Linked DNA regions of Homo sapiens: regions 1 and 2 are each linked to region 3. The links are chromatin loops, found by intact Hi-C in ENCODE. Cell type or tissue: K562. All regions are shown on one strand.

Region 1 (8,000 bases), 480 kb after region 3:
AAACACAGATGACATGGAGTTGACCAAAGCATCTAGAGCTGAGATTCCAGGAAGCAGATCTCTCTCCTTTCTCTGGGACCATCCTAGGAGAGGTTCCAGGGCCCCCTGGCACAGAGGTGCCACCAGCGACCTCAAACTTCAGGCGCAGGTGGGGGCAACAGGCGTAGTTGAGGCTACAGGGACACAGGTGTCAGCACAGCATACGAGAGGGCCACCTTGTTTGTTTTCTGACTTCCTCTTAAAATACAGTTTATCGCCCTTGATCTTTAGTTTCAAATAGTAACTATTCACAGTAAACAATGTGACACAGTAAACAACGTGTACAGAAAAACAAACAGGAGAAAACAATTTGCCCCTTGTACTTCACCCAGAAGAGCCACTGCTAATATTTTGATGTATTTCCTTCTATTTTAGTTGCAAACTGTAACAACCATTAAATAAATAAATACGATGAATTTGTAAAGTTTACAGAGTAATAATAGGAGTGATGATTGCACAACATCGTGAATGTACTAAATGCCACTCAATTGTACACTTTAAAATGGTGAATTCCACATGATGTGAGTTTCACATCTATTAGCCTCCTGGGCTAGGAATACTGCCTAGACCTCAGGAACCACGGAATTCATCATCTCTTTCCTTTTCCTTAAAGTTTGACCTCCTGTGTGTGCCCTTCAACAAACGGTTTTTCAGCTTGTCCTGCTTTTGAACTTCATACGGATTGAAGAAGACCATGTGTATTTTTCATGGTTTGCTTCTTTCTCAACACTGTCTCTTTGATATTGATGTTGATGAATTACTCATTTCACTGCTGACTAGAAGCCCACTGTGTGGAGGTCCCATCACTCAGCTGTCCACTCTGCTGCCACTGACACATGGGCAGTTTTGCCCAGGAGCAGGGCATCAGAAACACCCAATTGGAGTCCAGTGTGACAGTTTGTCCAGGGCCTGTCATTGTACAACACATCATTTCACTTTGTTTTTCAAACATAGTGAATTCTTTCCTAATTAAAGAAGAAAAGAGTATAAAGAGAAAGTTTCCAGTGCAGCCTGGAGATCTGTACTGGTTGTATCTGGAATTCCAGACTCAGCCTTGCATTTCACATAGCAGATAGATGATGATGATGGAGAAGGAGAAGAAGAAGGAGGAGGAGGAGGAAAGAAGGAAGAAGAAGAAGAAGAGGAGGAGGAAGAAGAAGACGAAGGGAAGAAGAAGAAGGAGGAGGAGGAGGAGGAATAGACAGACTGACAAAGATTCTCTACGGTTGTCACTTAACAACATATCCATGCAGGTGTGGATAAACCTGGGTGCGCATCACACTGGGAACAAGCAGCTCCAACAACACTGAGGCAGCCTCTTCCCAAGTCAGCTGGACAATTAGGCTGCTTTGCTCAGGTCATTCACTGTTCTGAGCAGGACACAGCCAAAGCCCCTCGCCCCCACCTCTGTGCAAGGATCCAGTGACTGACTTGGGGTTGACCCTCTCTGCAAAGATCAAAGGTCATGCCTGTCTAAGGCCTTGGACGCATGTCCCAGACTGACTTCCAGAGAAGAGAGCCTGAACTGCCCTGCTGAGTGCCCAAAGAGGCCCCCCTGCATCCACGAAAGGTACCCATGAGGGTGTGGAAGGAGAGGCATCCACAGGAACTGGGCTCCCACCTGCCCCACCTGACCCCAGCTCTACACTGAGAATAGGAAAGATAGAGGGGCCCCCAGGGCCTCCTCCAAACTCCCCAGAGCATCCACTGTGAGGTGACCTGAACCAGGCCCCAAGCTCCCTCCTCAGGGAGGCCTCAGACTCCTCCACCTCCGCAGCCTCCACCGTGGCTGCTCTGTGTCTCTCTCTGGCAGCACCAACCACCCCCACTGCTACTGACACCACCATTGGAGAAGGCTCAGGGCTATGAGTTCAGCCTCTGGCTGCTCTGGAGATCTAGGGAGGCAGGAGGGCTGCAAGTGGGGGCTGGGAGAGCTATTCCAGGTCAGGGGTCTGTGGGCTGGAGTCTGTGAGGTGTGCACATGTGGGGCTGAGGGATGGCTGGAGAGGCCCTGTTGGTGGCCACTGTCTCCACCTTCAGAGCCCAGGAAGGAGATTTGGCCCCTCCTGCATCAGATAATCCCTAGCTCCTTAGTTCCCAAGTCTTCAGTCCCCAGCCTGGCTCTCCTGGGGTGGCTGCCCTTGCTGTGGGAGGCTGGGGGGATCTTCAGCCCAGCACCTCCAGCAGCAGGGCCTGGTGCCCCCAGCTCTGCACTGGCCCAGGTCTCAGATCCTGGGCTGTCAGCCCCTCATGGGTCCCAGGTGCCCAGCCCAGCTGCCCCAGGAGGCAGGGGGGTCTGGGGGACACCAAAAGAGTCTTAGAGAATGGACCTCACCACTCAGCCACACAGAAAAACTGAGGCCCAGAGGGGACAAAGGACTTGTCATGGGTCCAGCTGTGAGCCTGGCTGCCAGTCTTAAGGCCCAGTGCTCCCCCACAGGATGCTGTCACACACACTTGGCCCTGATGAGGTCCCCTCTTAGCTGGGATCCAGCCCCATGACCAGCACCCCGAGGCTGCAAAGGGTGCTGGGCTCCAGCACCCCAAGACTCCACATTGACCACTCTGAGCAGAGGAGCCCTTGGGTCTTTGGGGAGGTTAGAGAGCTGGCACCCCCACCCCAGTCTACCCGGCCCCGGGGTTCCTCTCTGGATAGGGGGCCCCAGTGCAGTTCACACAGGCCCTGCACGTGTTCCTTCCTCAGGGCATGCGTGGCTGAAGCTTGCTCAACACTAAACATCCCAGCCCAGTTTATTGAATGTGAGGGATACGCAGGGTCTGAGCAGAGCAGCCATCCCCTCCTGCCTCCCCTCCTTCCAGCGCTAGAGCCAGAGTGACTCCACTGTCCTGTGCCCACCCCCAGACCAAGGAGCCTCAGGACCACTCTTGGGGCAGGGAGCTCGAGGCTATAGGAAGATTGCCCCAGAGCAGGATGGCTGAGTGTTCAGGAGTCCAGCCATGTGGTAACCGTGCACTGCAGTGTCACCTGAACAGGGATGTCACCACGTGAAGGCATCCCAGCTGCATCCTTGGCTGACATATCCTAACTGTGCCTGTACAAGGGGCTCCACACACACACACATCCACACACACACACACACACAGTCACACTTACATACCCATTCATGCTCACACATTTATCCACACACATTCATACTCATTCACACACACACACGCATTCACACACTCACACCCACTCACATGCACTGGCCAGAGCCAGAGTCGATAGCGCCCTCTAGTGGCCACTGTTGTCCCTTCTCTAGAAGGTCTCTGTCTTATCAGTCACAACCCCCAGGAGTCTTCATCCGGAAATCCCAGGATGCACAAGTCTGGCAAGATCATTATCTCCTTTCACAGAGAGGGATGTGACCTGGCCAAGGTCCCTCATCAGGAAAGTGGTACAGCCCTCCCCTCCACCCACCACCAATGGTCCGGGTACTCAGATTCCGAATAACTCCAGCTCCTGAGGCCCTGTCAGAGCCCAGAGGCTGGGCCCTCTCCCAAGGGAGGGGCTGGAGCAGAGGATCTGGGGGCCCTTGTACACCCACCTGTCACATACACAGGGTGCACGGTCCCCCGGGAGGGAAGAAGACACCTTGGGGGAGAGGAATTTCCAGGCCAGAGAGTCCCAGAAACGGCTCTCCTCTGTGCCAGGTGGGACGGGGTATAGGAGGGGAGGGCCTGCCTGGGCTTTAGGAAAACACAGAAATGCCAAGAACATTGACACACAGCAGTAACAAATGCTAGCCTGCTGTCAACTATCACAGGCTTTTACTGAGAGGAAAATACAACTGATCAGGTTAGATTCCCCTCCGTTTCCCTCCCCCTTTTCCCTGAGAGAAACCCAGTGCTGCTCACTCCACATGCAGCCATTCAACAGCTCTGGATGTGGCTTTATGCCCAGGGGACCCAGTGGTGGCCTCGGGGGCCAAGCCCTGGAACCAAGTGCCATTGGGTGACATAGGCCTGGAACAAACACCACGTGATGCTGTCATTTGTGATGTGATGAGTTCTTTACGAAAAAGACAGGGTCAAACGGGAGACTGTGACAACTGCTGGTTTAGCTGGATGGTCAGGAAGGGACACCCCTGAGTCAATGAGGGGACCGGCCAGTTGTGGAGGTGCCTGGGGAGGAGCGCTCCTGGCGGCAGAAACAGCAAGTGCGAAGGCCTTGGGGTGAGACTCTGCTGACGAATTGCAGAAACAGCAAGGAGGCCATGTGGCCAGATCCAAGAAGAGAGGAGGGGTGAGGGAGGGAAGGGGTAGAGGGAGCTGGGTTGCAGGCGGGGGTGGGGGTTCCTTGGGGCCTTACAGACCATGCTGAGCAGTTTGCATTTGTTCTCAGTTTTCAAATGCACCTGAACAACATCATGTGGAACCTGTCACGCTCCTTCTAACTTGCTACATGTATATCTCTAGTACTAGGAGATGCAACTAGATAAATAAGACAGAGCTCCATGGTTCAACATACAAATAGACGCTGGTCCCGGCCCATCCCCAGTGGATGGACATCTGGGCTGTCTGGGTTATTCATTCACAAACACAGGCCAGTGAGCCCCTGCATGTCCCCGTGCATACATCATGCCTCCCAAGGACACACACTCACCCTGTAACTAGAGGGACACACGTCTATATTTGGGTTTACTATGAACTGAGTTCTCCCCAGAGCAGCCAGACTAATGCACAGCCCAGCAGGGCCACCATCTCATGCCCCACAACCACACCCTGCCTTGGAACTGTGGACGATTGGGATGTTCCTATCCCCAGAGAGCACAGACATCTGGCACCAAATGAGAACCAGGTAAAGCCCAAGGGCGAGGCCCAGCCCGCCGGGCGTCACTCGAAGGTCACCAGACCCTGCCACCCTGATGCCCATTCTGCTCCTGCCTCGTTGACCTTGGCCTCCCTGAGCCTCAGTTTCCCCATGGTTTTATTCAGAGGTTGCAGTCCTGGTCCCTACTCTTTTGAGTCTGCACAGACTGGGGCCCTTCCCAGCACTGCTAGCATGGGGGCAGAGACCCTTGGTGGCCGAGGAGGGTGAAGTGGGCCACCGGAGCCGGGATGGGATTGCAGGACAAGAGGGGGCCACCGGGTTGGGTAGTGCGACCCCCGGAAAGCACAGGGAGCTGTGCCCCTCCACAGGATTCCCGCCCTCAGAGCCCCTCCCCTCTGTGCCCCAGAGCAGAAGCTGAGCCTGGGCTGTGTCCATGGTAGAGGAAATGCTCCCTCCATTGGGAACAGCGTGGCCGGCTTCTGGGCTTGGGGAAGGAGAGGGAGAATTCTGGGCGGGCGATAGAGGGGCCCAGGTTCCCTCTGGTCATGACCTTGAAGTTGCCCAGGTGACCAGGAAGGAGGAGGGTGCTCCTCTCTGTCAAGAAGATCTGAGCTTCTCTTCCCTAGAATCAGCTACTCTTCTATCCCCCTAAAAATGTACAGGAATTTTGCACGTTGAATGAATGGATAGTTTACTAACCAGTTTGGGAAGAATTGACACCTTTCAATCCATGAATATCCTCTGTCTTTCCCATTAGTATACTTTAATAATTCTCAAGAAAGTTGTACAATTTTCCCCATAAACAGCTTGGACATCTCTGTAGATGAACCCCTAGTTTACTGATATACATTTGTTGTGAGTTTTTGCAGGGAGCGGGTCGGGGGAGGTGTTTGTTTCGGTTTTGTTTAGAGACAGGGTCTGGCTCTGTCACCCAGGCTGGAGTGCAGCGGCACAGTTTTGGCTCACTGCTGCCTCAAATTCCTGAGATCAAGTGATCCTCCCACCTCAGCCTCCTGAGTAGCTGGGACTACAGGCATGCACCACCATGCCTGGCTAATTTTTAATTTGAAATTGTTTTGGTAGAGACAGAATCTTGCTATGTTTTCCAGGCTGGTCTCAAACTCCTGGGCTCAAACAATCCACCCGCCTCAGCCTGCCAAAGTGCTGGGATTACAGGTGTGAGCCACTGTGCCCAGTCCAACTGATATTTTTAATGTGATTGTAAATTGTATCCCTCTTTAATATTATTTTCCATTCATCTGCTGATGTACAAAAATATATTAAATAATAGGCTTATATATTTGAAATCAGATCTGGTAAATTTGCTACACTTTCTCATAGTTCTAAAAGTGTATCTGTGCAGTCTGTAGGATTTGCTGCACATTTAAACATGTCATCTGTGAATGGTGACAATTTTGTTGCCATCTTCTCAATTCCTACACCTTTCATTTTTTTCTTTCACCTTACTCTCCCTGCTGGTATTCAGTACAATGCGGCATCCTTGTCTTGTCACAAAGGATGTTTATATACAGTTCACTATTAAACACGATGCCTGCTGTAGGTTCCTTGCAGGAGTCTCTCACCAGATTAAGGAAGTTATTTTACATTTCTCGTATGGTAAGTAGTTTCTGAAAATCATTCTTCAGATTTTATTCAATGTTTTTTCTGCATCTTTTATTGTGATTTTTTTCTCCTTTAATATTGCAATTTGTCATTCTTCTAATGTCAAACCGATTTTGCATCCTTGGAATGCATGGACCAGACTTGTCCATTATGTACTAGCCAGCACTATATGTGGCACTACTGTGATTAAGGCATCGTTTATTCTTCAGAATTGTTTTATTCTCTGGAGGATCTTGTGTAAGGTTGGAATTTCCTACCAGTGAATCTCTCTGAGCCAGTTTTGGGGTTGTTTTTGTTTGTTTTGAGACAGAGTCTCGCTCTTTGGCCCAGGCTGGAGTGCAGTAGCGCCATCTCAGCTCACTGCAACCTCCACCTCCTGGGCTCAAGTGATTCTCCTGCCTCAGCCTCTGGAGTAGCTGGGATTACAGGCTCGTGCAACCACACTCAGCCAATTTTTGTATTTTTAGTAGAGAAGAGGTTTCATTGTATTGGCCAGGCTGGTCACAAACCCCTGACCTCAAGTAATCCACCCACCTCAGCCTCCCAAAGTGCTGGAATTACAGGCATGAGCCACCGCACCCTGCCTAACCCAGTTTTGTTTGTGGGAATATTTGTCACTATGTATTCAATACCCTTAGAAGAACTGAGATTTTCTACTTCTTCTTGAGTCAAATATATGTGTTTGATTAGATTTTTCTAAGAATACTCTCATTTCATCTCAAAGTACTGGCATAATGTTGTTAAAATTGACTCTATTACCCATTTTAGGTATTCCACATCTATAAAACAACCCCCCGCCCCCAGCCCTGTTTACACTCGATATGGGTGATTTGTGCCTTCTTTCTTCTGTTTTTATTTTGTTTTGTTTTGTTTTGATATAGAGTCTCGCTCTGTCACGTAGGCTGAAGTGCAGTGGTGCAGTGGTGCAATCTTGGCTCACTGCAACCTCTGCCTCCCTGGTTCAAGTGATTCTCCTGCCTCAGCCTCCCGAGTAGCTGGGATTACAGGCGAGTGCCACCACACCTGGCTTATTTTTTGTATTTTTAGTAGAGACAGGGTTTCGCCATGTTGGTCACGCTGGTCTTGAACTCCTGACCTCAAGTGATCCGCCCACCTCAGCCTCCCAAAGTGCTGGAATTACAGACATGAGCCGCCGCACCCACCCAGTCCTTTCTTCTGTTCTTGATAAATTCACCGAATCAGTTTCAATTTCTGTAATATTGTAAAGGAACTAACTGCCACTTTCTTGCTGCATCATCCCACTGAATATATGATCTACTTCTTTAATACTTGTTCTTCCCTTTCTTATTTCCTTCAACTTTTCAAGATTATTTTACTGCATTTTTCTGAGATCTATGCATAGCTCATTCTTTTTCAGCTTATTTTCTATAAAATTTCTATACATATTTTAAGGTAATCAATTTCCCTCTATGTACTACATTAGCTGTATCTCACAAGGTTTTCATGTAATGATTTCATTATTGCTTAGTTCAAAATGTGACCTAATTTCCAATTTGAGAATCTCTCTAAATCACTGGGAACATATTTCCTCATTTCCAAGCAT
Region 2 (8,000 bases), 250 kb after region 3:
ATGATATCATGATAGAGATAAGAGAGCTAATGATGCTGGGCAGAGAAAGTGTGAATGTATACTGTCGTCCATTCCACCTGAATGCACACTGATTCTGATCCTATTCTCTGAGGGAAATAGACAAGACCTCAGTATCTGCTTCAGTGAGGTAACTGTGCACCTGCAGCCATAGCATTCTGTTCCCAGAGATCCCCATCTGGCACAGATATTGCTAATGCCACTATTGCCCATCTGGGTCTGTACAAATCCAAATTCATCTTCCAGGATCATTCAACTATTGTAGAGATCAGTCCAGTAAACTGAAAACAAAACCCCAGAAGTAATCACACGTACTGCGGGAGAGGAGAGAGCTGTCTCAGAGGGCACAGTCTTGTTGAAATTCCTCTGCTCCTTGGGAAGAAACAGCCCAGAAAAGGCCCCAGGGGCTGCGTCTCATCTGGGTTCCTGGATGAGGCACACCCCCTACTGCACTGAGATTCCACAGAAGCTGGGGGTGAAGTGCAAATACCGTCTTTGGTTCATCCTTGGGATTTTCTTTTTATCACACACTCGTCATTTTGTCCACAATGTCCAAAGTTTCTAAAGTGCTGTCTAATAGATAGAGGTTCTTTGTGCGCTGAACTAAAAGCTCTTGGGTTGGACAATGGTGATGTTTGCACAACATTTTTACTGTACTTACTGCCGCTTAATTACACACTTAAAAATGATTAAAAGGATGAAACATTTTGTTATGTTTATTTTACCATAATAAAAATATTGCATGCTCAGGAAGCAAAGTAATTTTGCAATTATACAACTGTTAAAAATGGAAGAATTATGTACTGAGCACCATTTTCTCTGTTGTTTATGCTACAATTCAACTTTCTCTCTCTCTCACTCTTTCTCTAATTAGCAATGATCTTCTGTCTGGTCCAAGGTCACACATTTCCAGTCTTCCAGAAATGTCTGTTGAATCTGTTAATTTGTTGCCAGGAAGAATACTCAAACTTCTCATGCTCATATTTGAGTGTTAGCTGTCTCCAGCCAGCATTTCTAAGCCAGACCCTTTGTCAAGGCTTTTGAATAATTTTGTGAAAAGTACCCCCAAAGATGACAGTGTTCACTGTTGGCAGCAGGACTGTTTCCATGCAGTAGGGCTATGCTGGGTGTGCAGTGGAGCTGTGCACACTGTGCTCACGGGGCAGATTCTGTGCTGCTGACTCTGATCCCTGTGCTTGGGAGGACCGTGTCCACTGCTGAGTCTACATCTGAATTTGATTCTCAAGAAAAAGGTCATTCATAGCTATTGGACACTGAGTCACATAGAGGGACAGAAGGTGGCTGAGGACACCTTATCTCTGATGAGCATAAGGGGATTAGATCTGCTGGTGGAACAGGAAGCTGAAGAAACCTGTGGCTCTAAACATGGAATTTCCAGCCCTGAGTCTCTGCTGTCCGTGCCCCTCTCATCTGTATGTTCCTGGGAGATGTGGACCACGGGGGTTAGAGGTGAAGGGGATTGGGAAGCTTTCATGTTCTCTCTCACCATCTCCCTTGCTTATCTAACACACTCTTACACACCTACTTTATTGGAGCTTCTGCTCTACAAACATGGCTGAGCTCTAAATTAGAGACTTTTGAAAGTGCAGACGGATGCAGGAACTCGTCCATCTGGAGACTTTCCACCACTTGAAGCAGTGAACACGTCTGTGCAAGGCTCAGAATTTCAAGTGACAGGATGTTGGGATTTCAAAGAAAACTAAATCTTTGGATGAACCACGACAGAAGAGGGAAGGTTCACACATTTCCCTGCTGCTTGGGCCTCAGTGAGGACTGACTCAGCCAGTCTCAGGCTCCTGGAGACCGCCTGGGAGATCTGCACTAGGAAACCATTTTCAGCACAGCCTGGGGCTGGTAAGGGGCCCTTACTCTGTTATTCTGCTGCCTGATAATTTTGCATCCAGAGAAGAATTAGGACCTGTGAGTCCAGGAATTTCAAAGCCCATAGACAAGGTCCCCTCATTCTGCCGTGACAGCCTCAGCTCTGCTTTCCCAAAAAAAGAGCATCTTCCCAGCATGAAGAACCAGGAGCAAAGAGGGAGCTTCTCCCAGGGGTGAGCAGGGCAGAAGCCACCTTGGTCAGTGGGAAGGAAACATGCTCAGCTCACATCTGACCCAGAATGACTCAGTCACACCTGTGCAGGGTCACCTGTGTGTGAGCATCATCTATTTGCTCCATGAGAAAATACCTTGTGTGGCTCTTGGGTAAAATCATACCATAGGTGACATTTCTCTGCCTATTGCTTCAGCCGATGCTTTTCGTGATTCCCTTTAGGACACTGGCATAAGGTAAGCATGTCAGGTGTGGGACGTATTGAACAGGAAAAGCAGAGGCTTCTCATATCAATGCTCGTGGCTTGTATTTGGGCCCATACCTCATGGAAATGGGAAAAACAGAAAAGAAAATGATACTCTGCTCAAAAAAGCACTGAGAAATGCTATAGTATTAATATATCGACAACTCATTTATTGAGCTAATGAAATATTAACATAGATAGATCATTTTTATAGGGGGATCCCTAATCCTTAAACATTATATTAAAAATTTGTCAGCTTAAAGGATCATTAAAAGGCCTATGTTTGATTGAAACCTGGAGTACTGTACTTTGAGTCTTCTAATCAGCCAATGAGTGCAGGGAGCTGGCTGCCCTCCCAGGTCCTGACTGGCTCCATGTCCAGGTAGAGCAGCGCTCCCCACAGGCAGCTGGAGGAACTGACGAGGGGAAGCTGTTGGCATCAGGGCCTCAAAAATTTGACTCAGGATTTTCCCACGTCCCCTCCCCAAGTCCAGGCGGGTTCCAGGACACTCAGAAGAGCTCATCATTATGGGTCTAGGACTTCCCTGGTCCTGCTCTTCTTTCTTCCTTCCCCAGTGGCCTTAAGATTGTCACTCCCTGTCACAGGCCCTTCCTTTCCTTGTCAAGTGCACTCCCTGAATTCTCTGCTCCTGGGTCAGGAAAGCTCTGGAACTTCAGGGAAAGCAGTGCTGGGTGACCCAATGGGGACCCAGAAAGCTGGCCCAGGGCCAGATACACAGGCAGCAGGGTGGGTCCCTACAGTGCTGCCTGGTGGGCATCAGGTAGAGGGGAGTGACCAGGACCAACTCCCCTGAGTGTCTTCAGGGCCAGGTGAACTAGGGAGGGTCTGGGACCTGGTGTGGACCCATGCACTGACCCAGGAATAGGACAGGAAACTCCTCAGAGCAAGGACTGTGTTTTCCTCATGCTGAGCTCCTGAAAAGCAGTCTTGCCAGGATAGAGTGGGCCAGGGTGGATATATGTTGGGTGAATGAGCTTCTGTCTCTGTTTTATTGCAGGAGTCACTACGAAGGTACGCTGGCCCTGTATTTGTATCCAGAACCAGTCAAAGCCACCTGTGAGTCCTGCATCCCTCAGTACCAAGCCCCAGTCCCCCTTCAGGACCACCCACCACACAGAGAGACAGACGTGCAGGGAGCCTGAGGAAGAACCTGAAACCTCCTCTACTACATGGAGTGTTTGTATTTCCATCAGGAATCTTGAGCACCTTGTGCCGGGTCTTGAGGCAGGAAGGGGCCACACAGAGAAGAGGAGTTTCTTCCCTGAGGTCAGCAGTCCATGAACGAAGGGATCAGGGACTTGAGCAGCAGATTCTGAAGCAACACCTGGACCCAGGAGGCCCCTGAGCCTCCAGCAGCCCGCGTAGAGTGGCCACCAGGGGGCAGCAGAGAGTAACCTGGCAGAAGCACCTGGAGATGGGGTGGGCCTGGGCATCAGGGAGATGCCCACATGCAGGGAGGGTCGGTGACCATGACCTGAGATCTGGAGGGAAAGAGGTTCTTCTTTTCTTAGAGTATTTGTCCTTGACACCGATGTTTACATTCTTCTGGCTTCCTGGTTCTCAGATCTGACTCTTGGAGATGATCCTTATTTTTCTGACACACATTCAGGCACTTTGCCTCTTCCCATCGACCTGGCCCCCATCTCACTGTCACACATGCCATCCCATCCTGTAGTCAGACGTGTCCCACCTCCCTGCCTTTGCTCTGGGAGCCCCTGTCCTGCAGACACAGCCACTTCTCCTTCCCTGGCCACCCCTCAACGTCCACTGTCCCCGGTCTTTCCTGACTCTGTTCTGGGGAACCTGCCAATTCGTAGTTCTTGATTTCCTTATGAGACACACAATACTTACTCATTAATCTTTTGTTGACTTAAGTTTTTATCCATTGTTACATTTTCCCAGCAACAGAAGACAACTTAGTTATAATAAACACTTACTTCCTGGGTCTTGGAGTTTGCAGCCCCCTCTCATTTTCTCATGAAGCAAACATTTCCTTCACCTCCTGATCTGTCCCTGGTCCTGACAGCACCCTGGTGATACTGAGGCACAGCACCCATGACCTGACACTAGAACTCGCAGCCAAGGTAGAAACTTACCGCATCCCATGGATCTTCCAAAATTCTATGTGCCCTTGGCAACCAAGAATTGCATTCTCCTCTAGCACAGAGGAGCTGTGCCCTGGAATGGGGCCTGTACCTGTCCAAGGCTTGTGCCGTCCCCTGTGGGAGATGAGAAGCGTCCCTGCATTGGGCTCTTGGGGACCCGTCTTGGACATGAGTGAGAATGAAGAGGGTCCCTGCATTGGGCTCTGGCATGTGACTTTAAATGGATTTAGGCCTGTACCAGACATCTCATGTCTGACATAAAATATTTACAATCAGGACATTACTAGAGAAGCAGAAAAAAGCTAACCACCTCCCTTCTGAGCCAGGATGGAATGAAGGAGGGGACTGTGGACCCCAGATAATTCCCCTGTCACCACTGTGACTCTAACAACCTCTTAAATCACGGCCAACATCTATCCCATAGGAAGGTCTTTATATCCCCTAGAAAATACAGAGGAAGTCAGCTCTGAGCTTTTCCACGACCAACCCAGCCAAGGAGCAAGGCTGGGCACAACCTGGGTAAAGATGTGAGCCCAGACCATGGGACCAGTGGGTGAAGGAAAATCGCATGGGCTGAGGGGGTGGGTAAGCAGGGGCCAGCCCTCCTCTCTCTGTTTCCTTTGGGGCTGAGTCCTTCTCTGGAAACCACAGATCTCCTCCAGCAGCAGCCTCTGACTCTGCTGATTTGCATCATGGGCCGCTCTCTCCAGCAAGGGGATAAGAGAGGCCTGGGAGGAACCTGCTCAGTCTGGGCCTAAGGAAGCAGCACTGGTGGTGCCTCAGCCATGGCCTGGACCGTTCTCCTCCTCGGCCTCCTCTCTCACTGCACAGGTGATCCCCCCAGGGTCTCACCAACCTGCCCAGCCCAAGGGTTCTGGGTCCAGCGTGTCCTTGATTCTGAGCTCAGGAGGGCCCTTCCTGTGGTGGGCAGGATGCTCATGACCCTGCTGCAGGGTGGGAGGCTGGTGGGGCTGAACTCCCCCCAAACTGTGCTCAAAGGCTTGTGAGAGCCTGAGGGACTGCACCTGCCAGGAGAGAGTAGTGAGTTTTCAGTTCAAAGTCTCCATACAACAGGAAAGTCATGGGCCACTGGGGCTGGGGCTGATTGCAGGGGATACCCTGAGGGTTCACAGACTCTCTGGAGCTTGTCTGGGACAGCAGGGCAAGGGATTTCATAAGAAGCATCTTTCACCTGCAAGCCAACCTCTCTCTTATTTATTTATTTATTTATTTATTTATTTATTTATTTATTTTTATCTTTGCAGGCTCTGTGACCTCCTATGTGCTGACTCAGCCACCCTCGGTGTCAGTGGCCCCAGGACAGACGGCCAGGATTACCTGTGGGGGAAACAACATTGGAAGTAAAAGTGTGCACTGGTACCAGCAGAAGCCAGGCCAGGCCCCTGTGCTGGTCGTCTATGATGATAGCGACCGGCCCTCAGGGATCCCTGAGCGATTCTCTGGCTCCAACTCTGGGAACACGGCCACCCTGACCATCAGCAGGGTCGAAGCCGGGGATGAGGCCGACTATTACTGTCAGGTGTGGGATAGTAGTAGTGATCATCCCACGGTGACACAGGCAGATGAGGAAGTGAGACAAAAACACCCTCCCAGCCTCGGTCACCCTCTTGCTCCAGCCCCGGGAAGCCTGTTGATAAAGCCATGAGTGAATCTGGCCCAGTTCACCTGGATCTGAGCCTTTCAGGTTGCCCTTCCCTCCAGCCCCCTCCAGGAGTCTCTACAGAAGATACATCAGGCATAAATATGGCCTGGAAGGGCCAGAATCATCTGGTGACTTGGGGCTGTTGTGTGAGTTAGAGAATGAAGGCTTGGGTGGAAAGACAGACAGAGGCAACCTCTGTCCACTGTCCTACCCCTGGATGGTCATATGGTGGGGACAGGGCAAGTCCTTAGACCAACTGTCTGGATCAGGCCCCAGAACTACTGCCCAGTTCTGCTGAGGTCCTGGCCCCCAGGCTGTGTGGCAGCCTGTGATTCCCAACAGAGCAAACCAGAGGAATGGACACTGTGAAGTCTGCCCAGATCCCCTCCTCAATGTGACCCACCTGGCACTGCTGAGAAGCCCAGCAGCTCAGAGCTGTGCCCTCACTGGGAAGTGCTGTTGGTTGCAGAAAGCTTCCTCAAGTTTGTGTCCCTTTTCAGAGGGGTTCGGTTTAATCAACCAAGATCTCAAATCCTTGCCTCAATTTAAGATGCCACTGAATGAAGGGCCTCCCAGCTCCAGAGCTCCCTGTGTGGATACCTGAGGCCTCAATGTCAACTCCATCACGAGTCAGGGTCTCCTTCTGCCCCGTGTTGCCTCCCCCACTCCCTTCTGAATCTTCTGTGCATGGACATCTCTATTGCAGAGTTAGCTTCCAGAGAACCCCATCTAAGATGGCCAGCTGTCCCCAACATGGGTCATCAGGGACCTGAGTAGGCCACTATAAACTGAAAACTCTGGTTTCTGTCCAAATTTGCAGAGTAAATGTTGAAATGCCCAATCTGATGGTTCCTTGAATTTTTATGGAATGAAAAGGGAGCCTGACATGCCAGGTGCTCTGGGTTGAGGGATTGTTGGAGTCAGATCTCCCTGCAGGAAAGCCCGGGGCAGGGGGAGCAGCCTCACCCCTCACAGGAACCACAGATACACCCACAAGGTGAGCTGCAGGATGGATGCTGCCCACCTCCACCCTCCACATCCTCTGTAAATGTTGCTCCTTTCTACAACTCCAACCAGATATGTAGATGTGGCGAACTACGTAAAATACGGATCATTCATCACATCAAAACCCACTGCAGGACACCCTGGTCAACAAAGAACCCAATCACATCCCCATCAACTACATAGTTTCCAAATTTTCCATCTCCAGAAAAATAACAATAACAATATACATGAAAATCGATGTAATTTATCTCATACATAATTTCATGTTGATAACGTGAAAATGATAGTATTTTGCTCTACTGAAATAAATAAAATATATATATATATCTGAATTTATTTGTCTTATCTTTTCATATTTAATGTGGTGACTAGACACTAGGGGGTCACAGGAGGATCGTGTCATACCACTATGGGACAGAGCTCCTCACAACTCTTTCAGGTGACAGGTACTGTTGAGTAACCTGCTGCAAGCATCCCCATCTCCACCAGACCATATAAGTGTGAACCCAGGAAGAGGCACTGGAACAATAGAGAGAAAAACCTGCTTGTGCAGAAGACGGTGCCCTTGAGCCCTGCTCCTGCTCCATCCTACGGGTGCCACATTCATCTCATGGTGTAATATTTCGTGCCCTGCCTGAGCTTATGACCGAGGGGATATGGCAGGTCTGACTGTGTGGTTACTGGTGTCTCATGAGGTTCTGGATGTAACAAAGCCCTCGAATATAGAAGAGGTTGTTTTCAAAAGGAAATAATTATCTACTGCACATGACATAGACTTGTTGCTAAATCCCATGCGTCTACACTAGGATTCTCCTCTGAAGCCTTGCCTTAAGCACAAGGTTTCAGTTCCTATGTCCAGTTCCTCTATT
Region 3 (8,000 bases):
TGGACAACAATTCTTTCTGGCTACTTCCTTCTGGAAAGGGGCGTCATGTAAGGGGACAGCAGTTGGGCCTCCTCCTGAGGTTGATCTAAGGATTCTCTGAAGAATGGCATGTCCATGTGTGGCTCTGTCTGCAGCATTATTTGGAGTTTGATTGCTTCTAGGTGAAAAGAGATAAATCTTACAAGAAGGTTTAAAATATAGGGTTAGAATATGAGTATTAAGATTACCACTGTTAGTGGGGGTACTATAGACCACAACTATGACAGCAGAGTTTGATACTTGTTAGTTACACCAGTGGATTGTAATACTGGGTTGTCTCCACTAGATGTCACTGAATATTACCAGAAAGATTAATATGAAAGTGACATTTTTCCTTGAGAAAACCATACATTTCCCCCTTTACTTGCCATTAGTGAATAGTTTTAGGCTTAGACCATTTTTATAACTTGCAATATAATTGGGAGAAATACATTATTGGGTGGCTAAATTAACTTTAGTGTTAATCTTGACAATTCCTTTTCTTTAATTATTAAATTATTTCATGACTTTCACAGACCCTCTTACAACATACTCAAACTTTCCGACTTGTCCTAAACATCCTTCCTTTAAATAACCAGTCATTTGCTTTTAGGACAAGAATTTCCCACACAAGATCTTTTCTTATATAAAGTTCCTTCTTTTATAACCTTCTTTCTATAGCTTAGAGTGCACCATACAACCAGTCTTCAATAAAAAGTCCTATCAAACTTAATGATAGTAAAACTTTCATGCTATATCCATAACTATTACTCCTGCTATAAGCAAAACAGCCTTGACTAAATCTTTCCTGCAATTGTTAATCCTGTTATAAGGATGATAATTAGACAAGATGTTACAGCAATTAGAATTTTACAACCAGAATTCCACATTGTGAGTGCCATAGTGTATAGTTCTATTGCAAATAGTAGTGTGACTGTAACAATTCCCACAAGACTGGCATAGTAAATAATTTCCATTGAAAACTTTACTTGCCAAGATATAACATTTCCCTTTGGGAATCTACAAGGTTACAAATGCAATTCTATGAATAATCAAAATCTCCCTGCGAATATGCATTAAAAAGAAGTTCTAATATTTGGTGGCAAATTTTTAGAGGAAGGGGTACAAATAATAAAAAGTGGCCGGGCATGGTGGCTCACACCTGCAATCCCAGCGCCTTGGGAGGCTGAGGTGGGCAGATCACGAGGTCAAGAGACTGAGACCATCCTGGCCAACATGGTGAAACCCCATCCCTACTAAAAATACAAAAAAATTTTGGGAGGCTGAGACAGGTGGATTATGAGGTCAGGAGATCGAGACCGCCTGTAGTCCCAGCTGCTCGGGAGGATGAGGCAGGAAAATGGCATGAACCTGGGAGGCAGAGCTTGCAGTGAGCTGAGATCGCGCCACTGCACTCCAGCCTGGGCGACAGAGCAAGCCTCCATCTCAAAAAAAAAAAATAAAATAAATAGCTGGGTGTGGTGGTGCATGCCTGTAATCCCAGCTACTAGGGAGGATGAGGCAGAAGAATCACTTGAACCCGGGAGGCAGAAGTTGCAGTGAGCTGAGATCATGCCATTGTACTCCAGCCTGGTGACAGAGCAAGACTCTGTCTCAAAAATAATAAATAAATAAAAAGCATCTGGTGAGGTAGGAGTGGGACTGAGTAGGATGAGTAGCCCTCACTCAGTTACTTATCTTTTATGATTTTCAGCTTAAGATCTTCTATTTCTCCACTTTGATATTCAGGACGTTCCTCTGGGCTGTCAGGGGTTGCTCCCTCAGGCATTCAGGCTTTGACTTGAGTGTGATGTATTCAGAAGTTGACACCTGTAACTTTTGCTGCCAAGGGGGTTGAAAGAGAACAGTGTAGGGCCCTTCGCAGCTTGGCTTAGGGAAGGAGAGAGAGGTGAGAGTTTTCACTAGTACCAAATTTCCTGGGTTAAATAAAGGTGGTTCTATTTCCTGGGGCTGGGCTTCTGCCAGTTGTGTCAATTTCTGTTGGAAGTGAGGTAGAGAGGTTACATGCTTAACCAATTTATAGGTTTTCTGCCTGAAAACAGTCTCTGAGCACATTGACAAATTTTATCCTTTCCTAAGTGAAAAGCTTGGTGAAGGATTTTAAGAACTTTCCATTGGCTGGAGGCTGGCAAATGGAGTTTGCCATCCTCTGGCTGTAGCCATCCTGAGAGATAAAAAGCATACCCTTGAGAAGTGGCCTATTCTGTTTCTGCAGGAAAATACTGAGGTTTAATTTCTGTTATGGAGCATTCCTAGATTAGAAGGGGGCTTGAAGTGTGTTAATGCCTTGAGGCTTCCTTGCCTTTGACTTAGCTGCCTGATTAATCTATTTCCTTTGGCTACTTTATTTGCTGCCTTTTGGTGTTCCTATAATGTATCCCTGCTATTTCTCACGGCATAAAAAGTGAAGATAATAGCCTGCTAATTTTCTGGTGATATTTTACAGGAAATCCATTAGTGGTAAGAGGATGTCTTTCCTTTTAAATGGCAGCATGAGTATGGAGAGCTAAGAAAGCATACTTGGAGTCCGTGTAAATGTTGGCTACCTTTCCCTTGCTTAATTGAAGTGTTCTCGTAAGAGCTATTAGTTCAGCTAATTAAGTGCTTGTGTCTGGGGAGAGATGTTGTTTAGAGTGACTACTGCTTATCCTGCCTTATGTATTTCTTGCTTTACCGGCTGTTAGTTAAAAGCGCCCCCTAAAGGACAGTAATCCTGCCACATTACGTGGGGTGTAAACAGTTAAGTTCTTTCCCAGGATTAATTTGGAGGCTTTTCTAACTGTAAAGCTATCATGACAATGGCTTGGAAGCATGTGTAAATAGGTCCTCCTAACTGCAACTAAGGTTGAGAAAAATATTGTACTAGAGTTTTTCCTGAGATGTTCCTTATGGTGATGCTATGAGAAGAGGGGAGGCCTGGATTAGAGAGAAGAAAAGAGAGAGATTGGCTTTAGTATTTAGAAGGACATCTACTTTCCTTCAATTTCCAGAATCACCCAGGTCCTGGCACCCTGTTAAATGTGCCACCCATGTTTGCAAGCGTGACCCTCCAAGCCATGGCACCAGAGGAACTAAGCTTGTGGGCCTAGTCGTGCTACCCCAAGCAGCTCTAGTCCTCTGCCTATGATTTCCCTTTGACTTCCTAGACTTGTGTGATCTGTGTGTCTCACCCCACCCCCACCCCCAAAAAAATAGATCTTGGCAGAAACTATATGGAAGGAAAGGCTCCTTTAATGGAGGGAATGTGCTAGATTGCCTGCTATTATGGCCTGTGCTAAAGCATTTACCCTTAGAAAAATGGTTCCAGTTAACTTCCAGACTTAAAATCTCCTTACTAATTAAGTACTGTTTTAATCGGAGAGAGAACAGGTGTCTTAAAGGAACGCGGGGACCTAATGGCGACTTTCCTGCTAATGGGACAGTATCGGGGCACAAATTCGGCTGCAGAGGAATTTTACTCCTAATAGTTAAAAGCAGAATTTTCCCGTTCACAGGAGCAGCATAAATCCTGGTTTCCAGTAGAAAGGTGCAAAAAGAAAAAAATTGAGAAGCTGCGGTGTACCGCGGAGATCAGCAATGTGTCGCATAAAGAGGATTTTATTTCCACTAGGTGGCGCTGTTGGCCTAGAAATACCATGTGCTCACCAGAGGAATTTTAGGGAGTAACCTCACTGAGGGGCAAAGGAAGACTTCTGTTCCTAGAAGATTGCAATGGCATTTTCCTGAGCTATCTCCCCAGTTACTACAGCATTTTCTGATCTTGCCTACCAGGATTACTTCCCTACGCTGTAAAAATTCCCGCACATTTGACACACAGAGAGAGTAAGAGACATAACGACCACGGATAAAAAAGGAAGAAGGTTCTGCGACAGGATAGCTAGGGATCCTTTACCAACATCCAGAGCAGGCCGTTGGAGGCTGGGTCCAGTCCCGAAACCTTTGAATAACACCAGGCTGTGCCCTGGCCAGAAATTCTCAGTTGCTTCAGAACTTTTCCCAGCCTCACGCGATGGCTAAGTTTCCCCATGAAAAGAAACTGATTTGAAGCATGACCAACATTCCCAAAGACCCGTGAGTATTGCGGGTTCTCCGTGTTCTGACCAGCAAGCCTAACACTCAAGTCTTTAGAACAACAGCCATGATAAGCGTATTTAGACGGCCAATGGATGCCCATAATTGATTTGATTTTGATTTTAAAATAGAGACCAAGAACCTCTGAATGACAGAACAGACTTTGAGTTCACTCCTCTAATCACTACGTCGATGAATGTTGTACCTTGGATTCCCAGTGAAGGCACCAGAAAGGATACGGCTCTGATGACTGGAGAAACACCAGGGTCTTTTGTCTCATTCTGAGAAAATTAGCAACATGGATGGACATATGTGGAGTGGTTTTAAGGAGTGGAAAGTTTAACAGGCAAGAGAGAAGAAAAACAGCTCCCCCATAGAGAGGGAGAAGGGCTCCGAACGGAAAACCCTACATGTGGTGGACAGCAGCTGGTTATATTGGGAGGCTGGAGGAGGCAGTGTCTGATTTGCACAGGGCCCAGGGAATGAGTTTGACCAGGTGTGTCATTCACGCAGCCTGTAAAAAAACTGGCCCTCCCACCCTAGCCTTTTAATATGAAAATTCAGGTTGCCATGATGTCCTGCACATGTGGCTTTTATGTGGAAGCTGCCGTGACACCTGGCACATGTGGTGACAAGGAGAAGAGGGCGAAAGCCACCATATTGGGTGGACCTGGCTTCTAGCCACCAGCATTTGCGTATCAATGCTTGCCAGTCTGGTTTTTCAAGCCGCTTTCTGTTAGCAAAGAAATGGTTTGGGGGTCGCTTTTTATTAAAAGAAAATTCCACCAAGAACTTTCACCCTTTCTTGCTGCCTAAAAATTATTTATTAATAACTCCTGTAGTAGCTGGAGACAAGGAGGCAGGGATGGCACTGGGAGGACCAGGGCTCTTCCTTGCTCCCCTGGCTTACTGAGCCACCTCCCTCACCCTGTGTCTCTCTCCTGACTCTCAGGGTCCTGGGCAGTCAGAACTCACTTGGTAACCTGCACAGTCTGTCTGTGGCTAAACCAGTCACCATCTCCTGCACTGGAAGCAGCAGCAATAAGGGTCTTGGGATTGTGTCCTGGTACCAACAATGAACAGGAAGTGTCCCCAAACCTCTGATCCATAGAAGCCAATATACACTTTTAGGGATGTAGGACTGATTCTCAAGCTATCAGTTTTCCAAAAAGGCCTTCCTGAGCATCTCTGGGCTCCAGGATGAGAACAAGGCTGATCACTAATGTTGGCATTAGTGATCATGTTTGTGATTTGCTATAAAATCATCCAGCGATGGAGTAAGATGATGGGTAAAAAGGGTTGAAAGATTAAACAAGATGAGTCACACTGATGATGTCAAAGCTAGCTGATGGGTGCCAAGGATTCATTAGACAACTCTCAGCATATTTATATAACTCAAAAATTTCCATAATAATCACTGCCTAAAAAAATCCATGTCTGTGATGAGAGGTATATGTCCTGCTTTTAATTGGTATGTAACCTGATTTTAACAATGTGGTATATAATCTGCTTTTAACAACGTGGACAAAATGTAAGCTTACATTCTGACTTCAAGTTGAAGCCCATCTTCTCCTAACAGGCAAAGGAGGAGCTGGGGTGGAGGCTATGAAAGGGACCGGAGCTCAGCGTTTCCCAGGACAAAGAAGTGAGTGAGGCCGGAGTCCCAGCAGAAGGACGAGGGGCTGTGAGATGGGCTATGGGAGTGTGCAGGGGCCACAACGTGCAGGTCATGCTGCTGGGGCCACAGGATTCAGGTTTTATATAAACAACAAGGAGCCACTGAAGGTGTTTAAGCCAGGGAGTGACATGCCACATCTGAATGAGAAGCATCTCTCTGAATTCCTTGAGGAGACAGTGTCTGAAGGAAGTGAGTGACCTGATTCTAGATTATTTACTAAAGCACCTTGTAAGTCTAGAAATCCAGGGGCCATTTACAATTAGCACAAGTGTAGATGTGGGCTACATTGAAGAAGTGATGGTCTCTTGTCATTCTTCACAGAACTAGAAAAAACAATCCTAAAATTCATATGGAACCAAAAAAGAGCCCACATAGCCAAAGCAAGACTAAGCAAAAAGAACAAATCTGGAGGCATCACACTACCTGATTTCAAACTATACTATAAGGTCATAGTCACTAAAACAGCATGACACTGGTATAAAAATAGGCACATAGACCAATGGAAGAGAACAGAGAATCCAGAAATAAACCCAAATACTTACAGCCAAGTGATATCCAACAAAGCAAACAAAAATATAGAGTGGGAAAATGACACCCTATTCAACAAATGGCGCTGGGATAATTGGCAAGCTAGATGTAGGAGAATGAAACTGGATCCTCATCTCTCACCTTATACAAAAATCAACTCAAGATGGATCAAGGACTTAAATATAAAATCTGAAACTATAAAACTTATAGAAAATAACATCAGAAAAACTCTTCTAGACATTGGCTTAGGCAAGGATTTCATGACCAAGAACCCAAAAGCATATGCAACAAAAACAAAGTTCAATAGGTGGAACTTAATTAAACTAAAGAGCTAAAGAAAAAAAAGAGCTTAATTAAACTAAAGAGCTAAAGAACTAAAGAAATCAAAATAATCACTTATAGAATGATGAAATCGGTGTCTGGGAATCAGAACATGGATGTGTGAATACAGACAGTGACTGGTGAGCTGCATGGCAAAAGGAACATCAGCAGAGTAAACAGACAACCTACAGAGTGGGGAAAATTCTTCACATTCTATACATCTGACAAAGGACTGATATATCCAGAATCTACAAAGAACTCAAACAAACTAGAAAGAAAAAAAAAACTCATCAAAAAGTGGGCTAAAGGCATGAGTAGATAATTCTCAAAAGATGATATACAAATGGCCAAGAAACATATGAAAAAATGCTCAACATCACTAATGATCAGGGAAATTCAAATCAAAACCACAATGAGATACCACCTTACCACCTGCAAGAATGGCCATAATTAACATATAATAGATGATGGCATAGATGCAGTGAAAAAGGAACACCTCTACACTGCTGGTGGGAATGTAAACTAGTACAACCACTGTGGAAAGCAGTGTGGAGATTTTTTTAAGATCTAAACATAGAACTACCATTTGATCCAGCAATCCCACTACTGGGTATCTACCCAGAGGAAAAGAAGTCATTATACAAAAAAGATATTTGCACACACGTTTATAGCAGCACAATTCACAACTGCAAAAATGTGGAAGCAACCAAAATGCCCACAACTCAATGAGTGAATAAAGAAACAATATATATATGATGATATACTACTCAGCCATTAAAAGGAATGAATTAATGGCATTAGTAGCAACCTGGATGGGATTGGAGACTTATTCTAAATGAAGTAACTCAAGAATGGGAAAACATTGCATGTTCTCACTCAGAAGTGGGAGCTGGCCAGGAGTGGTGGCTCAAGCCTGTAATCCCAGCACTTTGGGAGGCCGAGGCGGGTGGATCACAAGGTCAGGAGATCAAGACCATCCTGGCTAGTGTAGTGAAACCCTGTCTCTACTAAAAACACAAAAAAATTAGCTGGCCATGGTGGTGGGTGCCTGTAGTCCCAGCTACTCAGGAGGCTGAGGCAGGAGAATGGTGTGAACCTGGGAGGTGGAGCTTTCAGTGGGCTGATATCATGCCATTGCACTGCAGCCTGGGTGACAGAGTGAGACTCCATCTAAAAAAAAAAAAAGAAGTAGGAGCTAAGCTATGAGAATGCAAAGGCAGAAGTGTTACGGGAAGTCAGGGACCCCAAAGGGAGGGACCGGCTGAAGCCATGGCAGAAGAACATAAATCGTGAAGATTTCATGGACATTCATTAGTTCCCCAAATTAATACTTTTATAATTTCTTACGCCTGTCTTTACTGCA

What was found. A loop is a pair of places that touch in the nucleus more often than their neighbours do. Peaks named below come from ENCODE experiments on the same cell type or tissue, not always from the same donor. Only the 100,000 strongest peaks of a DNase experiment are listed, where the experiment ranks them.
Region 1: a loop joins it to region 3, with 4 times the contacts of the local background. A loop is called at or near these places in 62 of 110 quality-filtered maps.
Region 2: a loop joins it to region 3, with 5 times the contacts of the local background. A loop is called at or near these places in 4 of 110 quality-filtered maps.

Annotation. Positions count from the first base shown.
Region 1 is chr22:22,939,657-22,947,656 of GRCh38, forward strand. No RefSeq gene overlaps it. Among named protein-coding and RNA genes, the nearest start is that of IGLL5, 56 kb to the left of the region's middle. RefSeq lists enhancers at 1,602-1,691, 3,332-3,421, 4,062-4,311 and a silencer at 7,558-7,607. In K562, no CTCF peak of the experiment used is centred here; DNase peaks (open chromatin) are centred at 3,305, 4,185, 5,165, 5,325 and 5 weaker places; H3K27me3 peaks cover 2,361 bases.
Region 2 is chr22:22,707,171-22,715,170 of GRCh38, forward strand. LL22NC03-102D1.18 (a long non-coding RNA gene) reads right to left here and starts at 4,424. Exons shown (of 3, transcript XR_001755442.1): 1 at 4,296-4,424. It also overlaps IGL, IGLV3-21 and the pseudogene IGLVI-20. In K562, no CTCF peak of the experiment used is centred here; DNase peaks (open chromatin) are centred at 2,691, 3,141, 3,721, 6,302 and 3 weaker places; H3K27me3 peaks cover 1,544 bases.
Region 3 is chr22:22,460,588-22,468,587 of GRCh38, forward strand. It overlaps IGL. Among named protein-coding and RNA genes, the nearest start is that of ZNF280B, 44 kb to the right of the region's middle. In K562, CTCF peaks have their summits at 324 (motif pointing right), 2,749 (motif pointing left), 3,661 (motif pointing right) and 4,518; DNase peaks (open chromatin) are centred at 314, 2,754, 3,082 and 3,674; H3K27me3 peaks cover 1,773 bases.